Linked DNA regions of Homo sapiens: region 1 is linked to region 2. The links are chromatin loops, found by intact Hi-C in ENCODE. Cell type or tissue: PC-9. All regions are shown on one strand. Each heading gives the region's core, and the rest is flanking DNA. Links, peaks and the distances in the headings are about the cores only. Region 1 overlaps CRYBG1 (crystallin beta-gamma domain containing 1). Region 2 has its middle 28 kb from the start of PREP.

Region 1 (2,927 bases), core at 317-2,816, 1.0 Mb after region 2:
AAAAGAGAAAAGCTTTTCTTGGCATTTCAGAATGAGAGAAATCTTTCCCTTCAGTCTCCATATAAAGGATATTAAGTAAGATGGTACCTAACATCCTTCTTGGCATCCCTGCAATAGGTCCAACCAAGAGTTCTACGTGGCTGCATCTTATAGTGTCCCTCAAAGCAAGTTCAAATGCGATGACAAAGGACCCCTTGATGAGTGATCAGAGGTGGATTGATTGGAGCAGGAGGGCTCAAAGATGACTCCTCAGAGTTGCCCCTGGTACTTTAGGACTATTTCTCTACCCTTGTGCCTATAACCACATAATTTTTTTTTCATTTTTAGTTTTTGTGGGTACATAGTAAGTGTATATATTTATAGAATACATGAGATATTTTGATACAGGCATATAATGTGTAATAATTGCATCAGGGTAAATGGGGTATCTTTCACCTCAAGCATTTATCCTTCCTTTGTGTTACAAACAATCCAATTATTTTCTTTTAGTTATTTTTTAATGTACAATAAAGTAGTGTTGACTGTAGTCACCCTGTTGTGCTATGAAATACTAGATCTTATTCATTCTATCTAACTGTATTTTTGTATCCATTAATATAACCATATTCTGCCAGGCTTTTTCCTCCTTGCCTGCTCCATGGTAATATCACCAGAAGCTTTGTTTGGTGCTACAAAGGCTAACAATTGAAAATACCCTCTTTTGCATTATTAATTTGTTATTCATGAGCTTAGTAAGATCATTAGTCTTTCTTTGGGGAGTATTGACACTGTCAAAATAAAAGCTACATTTTCTCTTCTCTGCCATTAGATGATAAGAATTTGAATTGCCTTAAAAGGAAAATTCCAGCAATCAAAAAAATCTTCTTTTGTATTTCGACAACTGAAAACAAAACTTGTCCAACTTGACTCTTATAAAGAGAAGCTGAAAAAAATGCCATGACCTTCAGCTTCTCTAAATCAGAGCATGTGCAATCACGCGTGAAACACAATACTCTTGATAAAACCGAGCCGTTCCTTGAGGCACAGACCTCGGTTCCTCAGTTCTCCTGGGGATTTGCACAATTCTCCTGGTTGTTTGGTCCTCGGCCTTGGCTTCTCTTTGCTTGTGCCCAGAATGAAATCATTTCTTCCTCTGGGACCAATGCTAATAAAGCCAAACCTTGTGGAACCTAGCCTGGTTCTGGGCGAGTTTCATGGTTCGTTAATCATGTGGAGTGATCCGAAATCATCAAAATCAACATACTAGTGGTCCTGAGATATTTTGCTTAACTTTCACAGACTCGGTAGCACCCAAAGCCTCGATTTCACAAGATAGAAGTATTAAGGCAAACATTTCCAGCCTTTGTTGGAGAGATGATTTGCATTCCACTGGTCAGGTGTGAGGGGGAACTTAAACATTTCTGCACCACACAGCATATTGGGAGATGGCTCCCAGCCTTCAGGCTGCCATTTTGAAAGACTTGGTGGCTCACACCTGTAATCCTGGCACTTTGGGAGGCTGAGGCAAGACAATCATTTGAGACCAGGAGTTCAAAACCAGCTTAGGCAACATAGTGAGACCCCGTCTTTACAAAAACCAACAAAACAAACAAACAAACAGACAAACAAAAACCATCAAAGTGCCCAGGAAGGTGAATGCAATCAGGAAGTAGAGGCTGACTGGACAAAAAAGGATGAGTAGAGGAGTGATATTCTTGTGCAACCACTAGATGGCAGAGTTTCTGCATTCTATTACCATTGGCAACAAGAAATACTTGGGTTAGTGGTGTAGCATCCTTTACATACCTGTAACTTTGAGGATGCTTTGTATTTTAAAAACTCGAATGAGCATAGCAAATTATTTTCATTTCCCCATCCAACTTGGAATTTTGTGATCGTGAAACTCATCTACTGAGAATTTAAAATTAGTCTCTGAGTGAGGAGTTGGGTGGGTTCTCTACTCCTAACTCTGTCATTAGCCGTGTGACTTTGAACAATGAATATCTCTGGGCCTCAATGAACTCATCTGAAAAATGGTATGGTTGGGTCACTAGATTATCTCTAAGGGATCTTCCAACCCAGACATTCTCCTTTCATATCTGAGCCTGATAAATATGCTAGCTCAAAGTACCATCTATATAATTCCTTATAAATTATTATTCAGGACATGTCAACTGACATTCATATGCATAATTACAATAGCTGATACTTATTGAGAACCTACTATATGGCAGTACTAGGCTAAGCATTTTACAAGTTTTACCTAATTTAATTCTCTTAACAATTTATCACTCCCATTTTGCAGATGAAGAAACTGAGGCTTAAAGAAGTAACTAGCTCAAGATCATATAGCTAATGGCCAGGCTGGTATGACTCTGAAATCTGTGTGTATACATTGCTATATTTGATCCTTTATTCAGCTGAGAAAAAATACAAATTTGAAGACAACACTGCTTCTGAAGGAAAAACCCATTCTGTAAATCCAAAATTCTAGGTTTTCCAAGGGAAATAGATTGTGGGGTTTTGTTTTATTTCTGGAGATGGGAGAGATTTACATGGCTCTATCCTCACACTGTCATTAGATGCCTCTTTGTGAGCCTGGGCTTCCAGTACCATGTACATGGGTAACCAGCAGGCACAACACTGTCAGTCAGTCACATGGTTTCTGAGGAACAATGTCTCTTCAAATCTGCAATAAAGTGACTGAACCAGGTAATCACCAGGGACTTTTTCAGGTCTAGCATTATCTGATGGTATGTGTCCGTAATCTAATACAGGGTCTAATGTTAGCAGGAAAGAGGTTGCTCAGTAAATGGTTGCTCTCTACCATTTAGCAGTTGCAGTAAAGAAACACCATGCACACTATTAGTGCCATTTGTTAGTGAATTAAGTTTTCTCCTTCCTTTGTGGCCAGAAAACTTATGCATGTTACAACCAATGCCTTAATT
Region 2 (2,927 bases), core at 297-2,796:
CAAACACTCCCGTCCATATGAGTAAGTATCACAGTTTTAAAGCATTCTCTCAGACATTTCAGCAAAGGATAGGTTAAATTAACAAACACTCCCGTCCATATGAGTAAGTATCACAGTTTTAAAGCATTCTCTCAGACATTTCAGCAAAGGATAGGTTAAATTAACAAACACTCCCGTCCATATGAGTAAGTATCACAGTTTTAAAACATTCTCTCAGACATTTCAGGGAGGTTGGAAGGGTAGGTTAATAATTTACTCATTCTATATATAGGGAAACCAAGGCTTAGAGAGATTTTTTTTTTTTTAAGGTCAAAGAACTTTCCTTTAGATTAGCTAATCATGATTACCAGTTTTTTTTTTTTTTAAATCTACAAATTTTCAGCATTATATTTTGTAATGTGCAAATTGATAAGCACCAATTCTGTGGCACAGATCTGGTGTTCAGAGTAATAGAAACAAAACAGCATTTGTCCAGCTATGTCACCATCAGCAATTGAGAGAAGTCTAAGCCCATTTCAGAGTCTTCCATCTGAACTAATCCCAGGAGTCACAAGGATGCTTACTATGTACTAATAAATGTGGTCAGCCAGGTGCCATGCGTGCTCTGTCCCTGCCCTGACTCTCCAAGGTAACAGTCCCCAGTAAGCCACCCTTTGATGCTGCTGTTGAAGGAACTTATGCCCTTCCCAGAGTGATGATGGTGCCTGTGAAATCCACTGAGGCCTCAGAGGAGCTATCTTCTTTCACTTAGGAAGCCAGCACCCACAGTATCCTCAAGAAGTGTGAAGCACTCTTTTAGTTTTTATTGACTCTTGTTCCAGCTGTTTCTCATTCAGACTCAATCATGAGCCCTCAGCCACTCTGAAACACATTAACCTCTGCGCAGGCTCTTCTGTGTCCTCTTGGGTCAGACTTGTGGGCCTGAACTCTCTTCTCTCATAGAGATGAGTTATTTCCCAGAAGGCTGTTCAATTGCTCATGCAAACAGCCAACTGGTGGACCCACCTTCCCCTTCGGCCAGACATACCCGCACTTGTTTGAATGTCACATTAGACAGCCATAGAATTGTTCCTTCATAATATGGTAAAAAAATATTACTAGTTAATATAATGGATTGAAACACGTCAGTATTTCATGGTGTTGTGTAAAGAGCACTTCAGGTGCTCTGCCACCTACATAAGTTCGATAATAAGGGGCATGGGAAAATCAACACTGCACTCCAAGGCCCGAACCCCCAAACCTATGTTCTTGCCTCAGATCTGTCTCCCTTTGAGTGACCTTGGGAAAGTCACTTGGCCCTGCTAGGCCCTTTTATCATGCATAGAATGAAGGAAGTAGTATGTTTCTAAGGACTTTTTCAAGCATGCAAGTTTGCGATTTGTGGAGACAAGATTTATCATTTGCAATTACTGTCAACAGGTGGCAGCAAAAACCCAATTTTTAGTGACAAGAAAAGAATGTTAGCTGCCTTTGATTAATCCTCAGAATTTCAGAGAACATTTAATTAATTGTATTCATTTTAAATATGATGAAAAAACCATAATCTCCATATTTAAAGATGCTTCATGATAGAAAGACTGTATGTACAATATATGTTATCAAGTGAATTGAAAAGTAGGGCTTTTAAAATGGGCATGTTTCATAAACCATTGAGCTGAATACTTTTCTTCCAGTCATTTTGAATGTGGGTAGAGGTCTTAGGATAGTAAAACTGCCATATTAAGTGATATTTCAGAACAGGTCTTTTATATCTATTTTTAAGTTAAATGTGGAAGGATAAACTAACAACTTCAGGAATTCCTTTTTAAGTGTTGTATAAGTTTTTTTTTTTTTTTTTTGGCAGGGTCTTGCTCTGTTGCCCAGGCTGGTGTGCAGTGGTGCAATCATAGCTCACTGTAGCCTCAACCTCCCGGGCTCAAGCAATCCTCCTACATCAGCCTCCCAAGTAGCTGGGACCACAGGTGCATGCCACCATGCCCGGCGAGTTTAATTGTATTTTTTGCAGAGTTGGAGTCTCACATGTTGCCCAGGCCAGTCTTGAGATCCTGAGCTCAAGCGATCCACCCACCTAGGCCTCCCAAAGTTCTGGGATTACAGGCATGAGCCACCACATGCAGCAGTTTCTTATGTAAAGGGTGTTGAGAAAAAGCTGACATACATAGCAACATTACAATATCATTACATTTTACATTTTACCATAGCTCATATCACATTAAATGAATTCCAAAGAACTTTTGAAAAATGTAAAACTTTATTTGTTAGCATTTTTCTAATTTTAACAGTTGGAAATGAATGGGCTGTTTTTGGAACTTTGAAAAGTTTTTGCTAGCCAAAGGTTTTGTTGCAATGAACTAGAACACAAATGTAAAAATATATACGGATATGTTATTAAATTGTCAATGCAAACTTGATTCCATTTCATTTAATATTGTGAGCAAAACAATGATATATGAAACTGAGAAAAGTGCTATGGAAAAGACTAAGATAGGAGCTATATTGCAGGCATAGTCTCTTACAGGAATTTATAATTTTAATAAAGTGAATACCTAGATACTATGTTACTCTATTAAAACTGGAGAGGGTATACAAGCTATCATCTTGAGCTTTTCCTGAATTACAGACTTGTACTTTCAACTGCCTCCTTGACATCTCTACTTAGCCTTAGTATGGACAAAAGAGAAATTTATGTGAACAAATAACTTTAATTTACTAAGATATCAGATCCCTTGATCTGGAGATTTAATTACATTATTTATTAGCAATGTTTATAAAATTCTTTATATTATAAAAATCGCATAAGTCTAAATCAACCACCATCATCAATCATCAACATTATAGTAGACAAAGAGTGGAAAAAATAAGAGATACGATCTTGTTGGTCAATTTGTATGATTCATACAAAAATCTGAAAAATGCTCCTAAGCTTT

The links. Peaks named below come from ENCODE experiments on the same cell type or tissue, not always from the same donor. Only the 100,000 strongest peaks of a DNase experiment are listed, where the experiment ranks them.
Region 1: it touches region 2 in a loop (4-fold over the local background); 7 of 110 quality-filtered maps call a loop at or near these places.

What each region holds. Positions count from the first base shown.
Region 1 is chr6:106,443,400-106,446,326 of GRCh38, forward strand. The region is part of intron 1 of CRYBG1 (crystallin beta-gamma domain containing 1); the gene reads left to right. Among named protein-coding and RNA genes, the nearest start is that of CRYBG1, 84 kb to the left of the region's middle. In PC-9, for the core only: CTCF peaks have their summits at 1,769 and 1,979; a DNase peak (open chromatin) is centred at 1,732.
Region 2 is chr6:105,430,012-105,432,938 of GRCh38, forward strand. No RefSeq gene overlaps it. Among named protein-coding and RNA genes, the nearest start is that of PREP, 28 kb to the left of the region's middle. In PC-9, for the core only: a CTCF peak has its summit at 1,433 (motif pointing right); a DNase peak (open chromatin) is centred at 1,380; H3K27ac peaks cover 505 bases.